Linked DNA regions of Mus musculus: region 1 is linked to region 2. Evidence: chromatin contacts called from ENCODE Hi-C or POLR2A ChIA-PET data. All regions are on one chromosome and are shown on one strand. Each heading gives the region's core, a stretch centred on a gene start or an enhancer-like site at or near the end of the contact. The rest is flanking DNA. Distances are from core to core; before and after follow the strand shown.

What was found. Hi-C counts contacts between places; a loop is a spot of excess contacts on that map. ChIA-PET counts read pairs that join two places held with the same protein, here RNA polymerase II (POLR2A).
Region 1: a map of left cerebral cortex shows a loop between it and region 2 (5-fold over the local background). The contact joins the promoter of Haus2 here to the promoter of Zfp106 in region 2. A Hi-C loop is called at or near these places in 10 of 37 maps with a recorded cell type or tissue (adrenal gland, heart and left cerebral cortex). POLR2A ChIA-PET finds 5 or more read pairs at or near these places in 3 of 5 experiments (Patski and embryonic stem cell).

What each region holds. Positions count from the first base shown.
Region 1 is chr2:120,604,493-120,611,246 of GRCm38, forward strand. It overlaps Haus2 (HAUS augmin-like complex, subunit 2), which reads left to right and starts at 4,890. Exons shown (of 6, transcript NM_025475.3): 1 at 4,890-5,053. The coding sequence starts at 4,961. It overlaps Lrrc57 (leucine rich repeat containing 57), which reads right to left and starts at 4,866. Exons shown (of 6, transcript NM_001159612.1): 1 at 4,623-4,866; 2 at 4,426-4,531; 3 at 4,181-4,319; 4 at 3,307-3,575; 5 at 1,456-1,641; 6 at 1-766. The coding sequence starts at 4,509. The coding sequence ends at 725.
Region 2 is chr2:120,562,297-120,569,655 of GRCm38, forward strand. Zfp106 (zinc finger protein 106) reads right to left here and starts at 1,563. Exons shown (of 22, transcript NM_011743.3): 1 at 1,391-1,563. It overlaps Snap23 (synaptosomal-associated protein 23), which reads left to right and starts at 5,375. Exons shown (of 8, transcript NM_009222.3): 1 at 5,375-5,510.

The DNA.
Region 1 (6,754 bases), core at 3,640-6,139, 46 kb after region 2:
GTGGGGGAGGGGAGAGGTGTGAGGTTGGGAGATTTTGAGTCTGAGGCCAGCCTGGGCTACATAGCAAAAACCTGTCTAAAAACAAAAATTTTGTATAATTTTTGCATATAGTTTTAGCTCTTTCAGAGCCTTCTACCAATAAGGCACCTGCAATAGTAAAAAAAAAAAAATTTGCTACTGCAGCCTTGGGGAACATTCTCGGTGGCTGTTGTGTTGGTGCTCCTTTGACAAAGGTCTCTTCAAGACAGCTACATATTTAGGTACATCCTAAGTTCCAAGTGTAAACACTGCTATTGAGTTAGTGTACAGGAACAAACACATTCATCCTTAGTCATACGTTTCCCACAAATTAGAATTTCATAAAAAATATGAAGTATTAACACAGAGGTGATGGGAAAGACTTTATGAAAGCTGACAGTTCGCAAACTCAAAGTCTCCAGCTATGGCAAGCAGCATTTCCTCCCTTCATGAACAGCAGGTTCCTTAGAGCCCAACTAATGATAGTTTTGAAGATCAACACTGGCCATGACCTACACGGCTCAAGATGAAGGGTTCTTCCTGTCTCCTACTCCTAAATCCCTTTCCTTCAGCTTATCTGACATAGTCCTAAAAAGGAAAAAGTCATTAAGTAAAATGTTCTCTGCAGTGTATCCAACATCAGGAGCCTTTGACTCAGTCAGATTTCAACAGAGGTTCCAAGTCTGTCCCATGATCCTGGAGAATATCATGCAAATTTCTTCTTGGTGGCTGTGAACCTCTCCATGTACTAAAAACATGAAAGAAAATTATACATATGGCATTTGGTGTAGACAAATATAAGAATCCTTTTTTTTTCAATGATTTATTTTTATTTTACGTAGTTTGGTGTTTTGACTGCATCTATATCTGTGTGAGGGTGTTGGATCCCCTGCAACAGGAGTTATGGATAGTTGGGAGCTGCCATGTGGGGGCTAGGAATTGAATCCTGGTCCTCTGAAAGAACAGTCAGTGCTCTTAACTCCTGAGCCATTTCTCCAGCCCCCCCTCCCCCAGGGATACTTTTTGACTTACGTTTTTATGTTTTTTTTTTCTTTTTAATTTGACTTGATTAATTTCATACAAAACTAACTCCTTTTCAAGGCAGAATCTCACTATGTAGCCCTGGGCTGGCCTTGGACTCAGATCTGCCTGCCTCTGCCTCCCAAGTGCTAGGATTAAAACCCTGCTCCAAACCTGGCAAAATCTACTTAAATTCATTAATTTTTGCCTCTTTTTTTTGGCTAGGAAACATCAAAAGATGCAGTGCGATAATCAATATGTGGAGAAAGTCACTTGGCACAATACAGTCTGGCCAAGTCTTAGAGCTACCTCCAAAACAAACTTGTCAAATGCTAACTGTAGACATCACTTAAGTTTAATCTCATTAGTTTTTTCTCTGGAGCAGGCACTAAAAATGTAAAAGATGTTAATACACACCTTATCATAACCCTCTAGTTCTCGAAGTTTCTTTATTTCAAAGAGATTGCCTTCCACAGCAAGCAGGCAGATTTGGGAGTCACTGAGGATGCTCTGTGGAAGCATGCTGAGCTCAAGGCAGTTCTCTTCCAGCCGGAGGACCTTGAGGCGAGGACAGCAGGATATCTTCACAGAGAGCTGAGAGATCTGTCAACAACCAAACAGTAAGAGGACAGAGAGCATAATGGCCACGTTACTACACTGAAACAGCTCTTGACTGTGTCCTAGTTTTTCTTTTACCGCCTCCGTTTTCTCACTACCTACTCGCACAGAAGCCTGTAACATACCTTCTGTTACTCCTCCACTTCCAAATTATTTGAAGGTTACCAGTAGCTTTTCAGAAATAAAAACCAATAATAAAAGCACTGTGTATTTATTGTAGGAAATAATGTAAGTTTAAGGGAAAAGCTTACCAGCAAGCTGCCACTCAGAAACAACCACATGAACATCTTGATACCTACCACTCTGCTGAAGCCAAAGTCATGCTTCCCACACTGCAGCATCTGCCTGGACTACCCATTTCTTGAGGCTCCCTCTAGTGCATGACTTCTGAATTTTTCCTGAAAATTTTTTGGGGGTGTCATTTTTTGTTGTTTGCTTTCTTTTTGTTTTTTTGAGACAGAATTTCTCTGAAGCACTGGCCTTGAACTTGCTCTGTAAACCAAGTTTGCCTCTAACTTAAGAGATCTCCCTGCCTCTGCCTCCTGAGTGTTGGGATGAAAGGCATGCATCACCACCACCCTTTTTATTTCTTTATAATTATATTCAAGCAGAAATAAATTCCTAATGCTTCCTATTTAACATTTAGAACCTTCTAGAAAACAATCATTCTTAAAACCATTTCACTTGTGACTTCAAAATCTGTATCAACAGTCCTGTGTACTAATCTCGAATACAGCTGTGTATCTACAGTTTTCACTAAAACTAAATTCTGGTCACTAAATTCTGTTGACTACCTGCATCTCAAACCATCACCTAGGAACTTACAGAAAATGCAGATTCTGCAGATTCTTAGACTTCTCACGTACTGAATCAAACACTTAGGTGACCTTAAGGTCCCCAGGTTATCCAAGTAAGGTCTGAGAAACTGGTCTAGTAGTAGGGAATGTGGAATTATTCAACGAATACCAATGACAGTTCTTTCCTAGAAATCTCAGGAAAAAGACAAAACCAACCTCAAAGGCTGAATATTATGCTAACTACAATTTAGCACAGTAATAACATGAACATAGTAGCTAATATACATGCATAATGTACATATACATAAATGCTAAAAACTCAAGGCTACCGAATCTCAAATGTTTCATCACTGTGCCTCATATCTGAAGCAGAGCACCATCTCCATACTAATGTTAACCAAGGAGCTTCAAAACATTTCACATGTAAAGTCGTCCAATTATAACGTAGCTCCAGAACAGCTATCACATGGATTTCTCAACAATTTCTAACGTCTGACTCTCAGATCCTATGGGTACAGGTCTCATTCCTACACTATATCACCCCTGACACGGCTCCTCACTAAATAATGGGTGTGAAAAGAAAATATCTGTAAAACCTTCGATAGGTTTAATTTTGTGTGTGTGTGTGTGTAATTATCTCACCCTGTTACTCCTTCCTCAAAACACTTTCAACACAATTACACAGCCACTATCAACCCACTCCATGATTCTGGGCATTGGAGTAAGTTCACCTTATATATCTTTTAGCTTCTAATTTCCAACTCCATGATTATCGTTTAAGGAACAAGAAATCAGAAGACCATAAATGCAAACATACACTGGGGAGAGGGGCAAAACAACACAAAGTATGGACCTGGTTCTGGTTGAGATTGAGTTCGATGGCCTGCAGCTCCCCAACTGTGTCAGGTATACTCCGAATCTGGTTTTTAGAGAGATCTACTACATCTAGATGTCTCAGGCAACAAAGCTGGGGGGGTAATGCTCCCAGCTGATTCCCAGAGAGGCTCAGCGTCTTCAGGGCAGACAACTGCCCAAAGGTAGATGGTAGCTCTCTCAGGTGATTGTTGTTGAGACTTAGTGTCTCTAGTTTTTTCAGATTGCATAATTCATCAGGTAGAACAGCTGGTGAAGAAGAAATTAAAAAACAAATCCGATAGAATTAATGACATTTATAAAAAGACAGTATGGTAGCCTGCTTCATCTTGTTTTTGAGACAGGATCTCATTAAGTTGTCTAGGATAGCCTTGAAATTAAGATCTTTCTGCCTCAACCTCTGAGTAGCTGGGGCTACTGTAGGTCTAAGTCACCAGGTCTGGCTTCTTACATAGAATTCTCACAGGTCATGTTTAGGTTTCACAAACTGTTTGGGAGGTTAAGAAGCCATCAAAATGCAGAAAATTGTGTATGTGTGTAAGGGGTTCCTTTTGCTTAGCTGTATTCTAAAAACGATCTGAGGGAGTTTAAAAGATCCTCCCATTCCACCCTGCCCCGAAATTAGATAACTGTTTATATCGATTCCCAAAGGTCTTCCAGGTCCAAATTAACCTAGTAATAATCATTATACCACCCAAAGAGGCTTTTATATTTAATTACAAGAGATTAAAGCTTCAATACTCTAACATTCTGCATCCCCTAAAATGATTTCATAACAAAAATCATCTAACAGGAAAAACACCCTTCATAACTGCTGATTACTAGCAAAAGCTGCCCAGACACAAATTCCATACTCAGTTTGTTGTTGTTGAGGGAGAGGCTCTTTAGCAGAGTGAACTTTCCTATTATCAGAGGCGGTAGGCTGTCAATCTTGTTGTTGGATAAATCGATGGTCCTAAGATTGCTTGTCAGCTTCTGCAACTCTGAGGGGAACTGGAGAAAGGAGCTCACAGTTTGGAAAAATCCTGCACCAATAGTCTTCGCCACCCCGCCAACCCTAGCCCTTTTAGTTTCTTGGTCCGGTCCCCTCAGGTCTCACCTCGGTCAGACCACGGTCTTTAAGCTGAAAGACACCAGTTTTCTGCGCTGTTTCCACATGAGCACGGAGAGCACTGTTACCCATCCTAGCGCCACGGCTCAGTTCCCTGCAGGAAAAGAAGCATAGCTGTCACCGCCTAGTCTAGACATACAGTCGTCGCTAAATCTCCCGTTTGGGTCTCCTGTCCCAATTGTCACCTTCTGCCTATCCCTACTTCCCTGGGGCCAGCCCAAGAGTGGCAAGGAGAAAACAGGCGAGCAGGCAGCGCTACCACAAGGTCCTGATGCTTTGGCAGCAGAGCTAAGGGCCAGGGAGCCTCCGATAGCTGCTGCCGGAACAGGGAGCTTGAGACTCGCCTCCTACCGCTCAGTGCAAAGAAGACTCCGCCAGGGAACACCGGGGACCCGCGCTCGCCTGAGACGCGCTCCCAGGGCTTCCGCCCGGGCAGGAACGCCCTGTGACATCATCAAACCGCGCGCCTGTTCGCGGTGTTGCCCCTCACTCCTCGCGCCAGTTCCAGAGGTGTGCGGAAGCCATGGCGGCCGCCAACCCGTGGGACCCAGCGTCCTCGCAGACTGCAGCTGGGTTACTGCTAAACCACTTGGTAGCTTCGGGCATAGTCACTAAGGTACGTGGGGGCGGCGATGGCGTCATCAAGGTGGCGACAGAATTCTGCTGTGAGGTGGTGGTCCTGGTTATGCGGGCGTGAGTGAGCCAGCTGAGGACTGTGACCATACTCCCGTGGGTTCTTCGAGTGTGAGGGACTGAGTGGCTGGTGCACTGAGTGACTGAGCACTCTGTTTTGAGTGCCTGCGGGTTATCCCAGGACGGTTTGTGGGAGATGGAACAGCGCTCCACTTTTTTTTTCTTCCAGTGACACTACCTCTAGAACAAGTGTTCCTAAGGCTGCGACCCTTTAATACAGTTCTTCTGTAGGACCCCCGATATGGGGACTCCTACTCTAGTCCAGGGATAGGGTGCACCCACGAACACACAAGAATCCTTCTTGTTGCAATACACACGAGGCTTTATTGGCAGAGCTCTGGGCCGACACGTACCTCACACAGGAGGCAGGGGAGTCGACCCCGAGTCTCCAGAGCTAGGGGTTTTTGTAAAAGAAAAAGGGATAGGGATGCGAGGAATTTTAACAAAGGTATGGGATTGGGTCATTCAAACATTAACAGTAAGATTACATGTCAGCCAAAGGGCATCCGGACCTTGTTCCTGTGGGCTGGGGGCTTAACTTTGTTCTCATAGCAACCAGGTGATGTATGAAGCAATGCTGGGCCTCCAAGAAAAGGCCAAAATCTTTCACAGCGTAATGCCATCACAGTTCACCCTTATTATTTTAGCACTATTTATTTAGAGACCGAGTCTTGCTGTGTAGCCCTAGATGGTCTGTAACTCACTATCCCTGGCATTACAGGTGTGTACCGCCATGCCTGGCTGTTAACTCACTTTATAAGATGATATGGCAAAGAGGAGAGGGTAATGGGATCTAATTCTTCCAGCTTGCTGAGAGATACTGGAAGATTTTTTAGTCTTTTTAGGTGTTTCCTTTTTTTTAATGGAGAGGTGTCCTCACTCTATCCTAGGCTAGCCTTGAACACTGAGCCATCTTCCTGCTTCCAGCTCCTAAGACTCCCAAGTCTCTCGTGTCAACCATATGGAGGGCTGAATTTAGATCCCTAACGCCCAAGTAAAAGCAGTATGTGATGGTGCGTGTCCTAGAGCTAGGGGCCAGATACAGGTGGGGCTTGCTGGCTAGCTAGTCTAACCCAATCTATGTTACTATTGGGGTCTGGGCTAGAAAGATTTAGGTTCCTGGCCTCTTATCTAAAGAATTGAAAACAGCTTTATTCTGAGGGAAGGAATAACACAGAATATAGAGAGATATAGCATCAAGATTGAAAGCAGAACACTACAAAGGTCCCAGGTTATAGCCTGAGCTCTAAAGGAAGGAATTGTTTACATACAGGCATGGTTTGAGTGGTTCTCTACTCTTTTTTTTTTTAAGATATATTTATTTTGTAAATGATTATTATATATATATGAATGTATGTGTATCATGTGCATGCCTGTTGCCCATGGAGGTCAGAAGAAAGCATTGGATCCCCATGGAACTGGAGTAAGCCCCCATGTGGTTGCTGGGAATTGAACCTGGGTCCTCTGCAAGAACAACAAATGCTCTTAAATGCCAAGCCAGCTTTCTTTCCAGTCCTGTTTCTCTACTTTGGTTGATAGATTAGGTCAAACATTCTTTTCTTCTAGTGTCCATGTTCCTTCCTATAGCATCTGATTTTAATCATATGTATACTGTAGTGCTTTG
Region 2 (7,359 bases), core at 313-2,812:
GTATCTAGTAGTTCAGTCCGATCTCGAAGGAGTGCTTAGAATGTCTAATTTGGGGCTAGAGAGAGGCTTAGTGGTTAAGATCACCGACTGCTCTTCCGAAGGTCCTGAGTTCAAATCCCAGCAACCACATGGTGGCTCACAACCATCCGGAATGAGATCTGACGCCCTCTTCTGGTGCATCTGAGGACAGCTACTGTGTACTTAGATATAATAACAAATAAGTCTTTAAAAAAAAAAAAAAAAAGCCGGGCATGGTGACACACGCCTTTAATCCCAGCACTTGGGAGGCAGAGGCAGGCGGATTTCTGAGTTCGAGGCCAGCCTGGTCCACAAAGTGAGTTCCAGGACAGCCAGAGCTATACAGAGAAACCCTGTCTCAAAAAACAAAAATAAAAACAAAAACAAAAAAAGAATGTCTAATTGGGTGTATCAGAAAGAGATGAGCGTAGCCATCACCGGAGATGAAGTTCACTAACTCCACAACGTGAAAACTTCAACAAATCACTCTCAGTATCTCAGTACCTCATGTAAAAAGTACTACCCAAAAACATCTACTACAACAGCTTGTTAAATTCCCAAGACACACCTGAATGTACTTATCACACGCAAAGCAGATACTAAGTAACTCGTAGATGAATCTGATCATTCATTCTTTCGTTTTTTGGCGTTACACTTTTAAGATTCCCCCCTGTAGTTTTAGAACAGGATTTGGCTCTTAATCAGTCTGTGATTGGAATCACTTTAATATAAACCGATATGGTGGCTAGAACTGTAATCTGCTTCCAAGTTGGGGTAAAAAAACACACACACACACACAACACTGAAATCTGGAACTTCCCCAAAAAGATAGTTTACGTTACTTTCAAAGATGACTATACCTAACAGACTGAAACGGGAGGCGGTGCAATAATCTCCTCTCCACACTACGCACCAAAATCGTACTAAATATTAAATGGACACATACCGTTCCACTAGTTGCTACTACATTGCTAAGACGCATCCCACAAGTAGAGTCCTCAAAAGCAGGAAAAAGAGGCGACACTGTTAGTCTCGGAAGGCTAGAGATGGCCCTGGCCTGAAACCTACAGCTTTTAAACTAAGGCTGAGATTCCTCCTAGACTAGACCCCATGCCGACAGAGGTCAGGGCCTGCCCCAAAGGTCAAAAACCTGGAGCCACGCGTCCAGTCTGGGTTGCGAACAGAATCGGATTGCCCTTGCTGGAATCTGTGCCCAGAAGCCAGACGCACCGCTCGCCAATAAACCCTAAACCCACACAGGTCAGAAGGGGCATCGTAGCGTGGTCGCATGCAGGCGCAGCTCCACCACCTGTCCAGGGGGCAGACCCTCGGGCTCCGATACGCCCAACCAGGCCGCATCCTCCTTACTCACACTCACAGCCCGACCTTCCTACGCCATCTGGCCGCCGAGGACCCGGCGAGGGAGCTCCCAGACGCCCCCTTAGCCTCCGGTCCGGCGGCGGCCCGGGACCCGCTCCCCGCCGGGCACTGACGCCGCCGCCGCCGCCGCTACTACCACCATCGCGCAAGCGCGCAGGCGCACGCAACTCAGCACGCTCCCTCTCCCCTCCCACTCCATCCGCCCTTTTCAACCATCTAGCTTTATTTGAACATAAGAAGTGAACAACGGACACCAGACAAGTGGCCTTACTCAAAAAGGATGAAGAGCCCAGATAGGTCTTTTGCACAAACCAATTGGCTGCACCTTCTTTTTCTTGGTTTGTTTGTTTGTTTGTTTGTTTTCCCCATTTTCCAAGCTCTTTCTGGACTTCCCCTACTTTCTAAGCCCTCCACCATAAGCTGTGGCAGTGTCTTGACTACATTTCAAAACTATTCCTTCCTTGTGAAACTTTGGAACAGATAGATTCCAAGTTAGGCATGGTAGCTCACCTCTGCTTCTGGAGGTTGAGAGCAGAGTGTAACGGGAGTTCAAGGCTAGGCAAAGCTGTTACATAGTTCCTGGGCTACAATGTGATACTGTTTCAACAAAGGACAGAACTCAATTTAAATCTTAGCCTAGCCAGGCAGTGATGGCGCACACCTTTAACCCCAGCACTTGGGAGGCAGAGGCAGGCAGATTTCTGAGTTCTAGGCCAGCCTGGTCTACAGAATGAGTTCCAGGACAGCCAGGGCTACACAGAGAAACCCTTTGTCGAAAAACCTAAATAAATAAATAAATACGTTAAAGCCTCAAATCAAAATAAACAGCTACCTTCATTTATGTGTAAATCCAGATTCCTTCTAAAGGTTTAGGGAATTCTTCCAATTGTGTATTTGTGACATCACAAGTCCTTAAAGCATTTAAGGTCTGCTAGGCTGCTTTTTCTACTTCCCCTTTAAGGGAGATTACATACAGAAGTGCTTTGCTCTAAGTTCAGAGACATAGTTCAAGAAATGCCAATATAAGTGAGGACCAAAATAACCATAGACCAGGATTTCACAACATTGACAGGTTTTTGTTTTTGTTTTTGCTTTGCTTTGCTTTGTTTTGTTTGTTTGTTTGTTTGTTTGTTTGTTTTTCGAGACAGGGTTTCTCTGTGTAGCCCTGGCTATCCTGGATCTCACTTTGTAGACCAGGCTGGCCTTGAACTCAGAAATCCGCCTTCCTCTGCCTCCCAAGTGCTGGGATTAAAGGCACGCGCCACCATGCCAGGCAACATTTACAGTTTGAAGCAGATAACTGTTACCAGTTGCTGTCTAGTGCATTCTAAGATAATGTTCCCCCAACTCTCTAGACCCTGCCCAGTGTCCCCCTGGAGGGCAAAAAATGTCCCTAATTGAGAACTACAGTATTACATCCATAATTATCCCAATCCTTTTTTTTTCTTTCCATTTTTTATTAGGTATTTAGCTCATTTACATTTCCAATGCTATACCAAAAGTCCCCCATACCCACCCACCCCCATTCCCCTACCCGCCCACTCCCCCTTTTTGGCCCTGGCGTTCCCCTGTTCTGGGGCATATAAAGTTTGTGTGTCCAATGGGCCTCTCTTTCCAGTGATGGCCGACTAGGCCATCTTTTGATACATATGCAATTATCCCAATCCTAACTGTATTCAGCCATATATTTTCTCTCTCCCTGCCCTCAAGAAATGATTTAAGAAAGACTAACAAAACAAACTTCTGAGTTCATTGCTACAGGCCTTAATAGTGCTTATCTCTGTCTATCACATTCTACAACACCCCAACGCTTCTCAATTTCCTTAAAGTTGCAGCCACTTTTCTAATCAGCAAAGGGTCCGTTTCTGACTTCCCAGAAAAGTTAACTTCCTGTTTCTAAACATACAGGCTTACAAATAAATTTTGTCATTATCATTGAGAATACTCCTCCTTCCCCCAACTCTGTGAGGGTTAGTCTCTCTTCCATGAATGTTCCTTTCTGCTTAGTGTCTTGGGTTTTATATATATGTATATCTATGTATTTGTGTGTGTGTGTATGGCAACATGCTTCACCCAGTGCTCATATAGAGAAGTCAGAGGACCTGCAACTATATGGAATCAAAATTAGGGATCAAAATCAACGAGGCCCTTAGGCTTGAGAACTAGTGCTTTATTTGCTGAGCCTTCTTGGCAGCCTCAGCCCTCTCGGCTTTATTGTTTGAGGCAGGGTCTCTGGTTGCTAATGTTAACCTCAACATCACTATATTGTCATAGTCGGTGATGATTTTGTATTTCTAATCTGCCTCTCCACCTCCTGATGCTGAGATTATGGGTTTTAACCACTATCTAAACCTCCTATCAGTATTGATTTTTTTTATTATATTTTATTTGTATGGGTATTTAGCCTGCATGATTGTCTGTGTACCATCCTTGTATATGTGCCTGTGGAAGCCAGAGGAAGGTTTGGATCCCCTGGAACTGGAATTACAGATAGTCGTGAGCTACCTACCAGGTGGGTGTTGGAAACTGAGTTTATGTCCTGTGGAAGAACAGCTACCTTTCCAGCCCATAATTTTATTTATTTACTTTTGAGACAAAGAATTACTTTGTAAACTGGGCTGGCTTCAAACTCACAAAGATCCCCTTTGGTGCCAGGATTGTCGGTGTACACCACCAACTCTCATCTGAGGTTTGACTACTGAAGCTCTAACCCAATCACGATCTTTACTCAACCTCACCCTTGATTTTTTTTTTAATTCAACTGTTTCTCTCATCTGGGTTTTTTTTTTTCCTCCTGTCTTCATCCTAACAAAATAAAAACGAATAAGATACATTATTCTTCCTTTTCCTCTGACAAAAGCCAAAGTTTCCAAAAGCATTTTATAATGTCCCCATGTCTCTCTCTTCTCCAAACTATTGCAATGTCTGTCAACTATCACCAATCCCTTGGTATTAAATTCAAATGATATTTCTCAGACTTCTTCTATCTCTTAAGAAGAGGCTATTTCTATGAAATAGTTTTTATTCCCTATATTGCCAGCTTTTTATTTATTTATATATATTTTTATTTATATATTATTTATTTGTTTTGCTTTACTCTTAGAGATGCTTGGAAGAATTTTTGGGGCAAGTTGTTTAAAATCCTTCAGTAACTCAATGGGTATAAAACGAATCCTAGGTTTATTATTCCAAATTTTACAAGACCTTTAAAGATCTAGCTTGATCCTCAGCCCTGATGGCGGTGGTCTCGGGGCTAAAAGGGCTCTTCCATTCTCCCCCCCAACCCAGTGATAGACTGTACTCTGAAATAGGATCTCACTAAGTTATCAGTTTGGCTTTACATTCCAGAGGTCAAGTGATCCTCCAGCCTCAGTTTCTGATAGCCTGAGGATTACACAATGTGAGCTACCACGTCTTCACATTTTCTTTTGTCTCAGAAAGCGAACTCTTAAACTTCTAACAAGAAACTTCCAGAAGGCGCTGCGTTGTTGTTGTTGTTCCCACTGCCTGGAAAACTCTTTATCTCGTAGACTTCCGAAGTACTCCTACTTATCATATCCTTCGTGACTTTAAGAGTAACTTCCTGTGTCAATCCTTCAGACATTCCTCAAAATAAATGTTTTGTTCATTGTTGGCCAAAGCTGCTTCGGAATTCCTGTGACCGTATTCTGTTAACTGAAAGGTATTTACGCATCTATTTCCCTGGTTTAAACGGGCCAAAACACCCTGTAGACTTTGGCAGTCGCGAGTTTTTCCTAGTCTTTCAAACACTAAAGCGTCCCGTGCAAGGCTGCCTTCAGGGATGATAGTTGGAAGAACTCCTCCCGGGGAGAATCTGTAGGGTTAACGGGTGACTTCCCAGGATCTCCGCCTGCGTGGCAGGAGATTTAACACCCTCTCCGCGGCGATTGGCTCCAGTGGTAGAGGTGTGTCTGCCCCGCGGCGCCCTGCGACTGCGCAGGCGCACAAGTCCTCCGGGCGCATGCGCGCGAGGGAGCGCGCACCCTGTCCGATCTTCTAGAGTCCGAGAACTGTGGAGGCTGGAGAGGAGTGGCCGGAGCCGCCGGGTGAGGCTTCTGGAAAGTAGCTGAGGGAACTAGTCAGCGGGACAGGTAGGATGATATCCCAAGGAGAAAAAGGGTGGTGGTGGTGGTGGTCCAACGTTTTGGGGGTCGGACTTGAGGGGAGAAGAGAGCTCCGGCCAGTCCTTGGTGGATTGGGCCGAGAAGGAGATCGCCAGGCGTTGGCGACCAGCGCGAGCCCTCGCAGGAAGGGAGGCGCTATGGTGGTGCCCTGGACTTGGGTGGTTCGGCTCCTCGTCCCTCACCTTCAGCCTCACGATGTTTCTCGTTAGTATTAACAGACTGTCTGGCTGGTGGCCCTAATGAACACATAGTTCTGAAATGGTTGTTAGAAGAATGACCCCGAGGGTCCTGGCGTTGCAGGCTCCACTGTCTAGGAAATTCCCTGCTTATCTTGAGGCTTCCCCGTGGGAAAGCGCCAAGAATATGGTCAGTCAAAAGATGATTTTTTTTTTCCTCAATTCGGTTTGTGTGTGAGGAAAGTATTTTAAAGTACTGTTACACTTCTTTCCTTCGTCCTTAATCATTAGTCACTGCACTATTTGGAAAAGCAAACTGGCGGTAGAGGAAGCGAAAAACAACCGAGTTGAGGAAAAAGATCTTTCCTTTTTGCTGTTTGTCATTTGGGTAGGTTTGGGCTGGGGGCACGGATGGGATTGCAGAAGAGTTTAGAAACTGGCAGCTTTTGACAAGTGTTCTCAGAAAATAGTATAGTTTCTTACTTGAAGAAAATAAGTATCTTACTTGTGAAAATAGTATAGTTTCTTACTTGAAGATATTTTTTAAGGATCGAAATAACTTCATTTGCCCTGCTGCCTTTTAAGAGGGTTTTGAGATATCCTGGTAAAATGCTAGTAGTTCAGTCATAGCAAGGTAAAATAGATCCTTCTCACGTTCTTCTTTTTCTTGGAAAATACTATGCATAAATTCTGTGAGGCCCTGGGCAGTAGTGGTGCACACCTTTAGTCCCAGTACTTAGGAGACAGAGGCAGATGGATATCTGTGAGTTCGAGGTCAGTTTGGTCCAATGAGGCATTACTTGTTAAAGCATTTTTTTTTTAAAAGACATGATCTCACTATGTAGCTCAGGCTGGCCTGGAATTCAGAGATCTGCTTGCCTCAGTCTCTCAAGTGCTGAAATTAAAGGCATGCACACACACACACACACACACACACACACACACACACACACACACACACACACAAAGCTTAAGTCCTTTGAAGTTCAAATTTGTGAAAGCTGTTTCATGACAAAGTAAGAAAAGTTAGTATTTCTGTTACTGGCAAAGTTGATGCCCAAGGAATTCCCTGAGCACTTGTTATTTGTTCTTTTGGTGAGAGGTTATGCGAAAGAATACATTCAAGTAGATAATAGCAAATTGGAAACACTTTCTTACCATGCTTCTGGGACAGGCCATATTAAAGTAAGTTAAATGATTAAACTTTGCCTGTACCTTAAATAATTATCATTCTTAGCAGGACTTCTTGTTTCATTTTGCTTTTTAGGTGGCTTCTTGTTGGGGGTGGGGTCTCCTTTCTACATTGTAGCAACCATAAAACCAAGTGAGACTGGGCCAGAATTGGGAGTGGGTAGCTGGAGTCCCAGGTGAGTATCTAGTGACACCCTGTCCTCTGTCAACAGGCCCCAATCCTGAGAGTCTTTTGTGAGTAATTCCAGTTGTTCTGATTAAGATGGTAATGCTTATTTATGCTCTGAGGACAGTGCTCCATAATCACATATTTAATACTTCTGAGACGGGGTTATATAAGCCAGCCTCAGCAACCTCATGAAACCTCATCTCAAAACAACAATTAAACAATAGACCTATATTAAATATATGTCTCCCAGTTAGTTCTCTCAACCTGGTGGTTGAGAGAT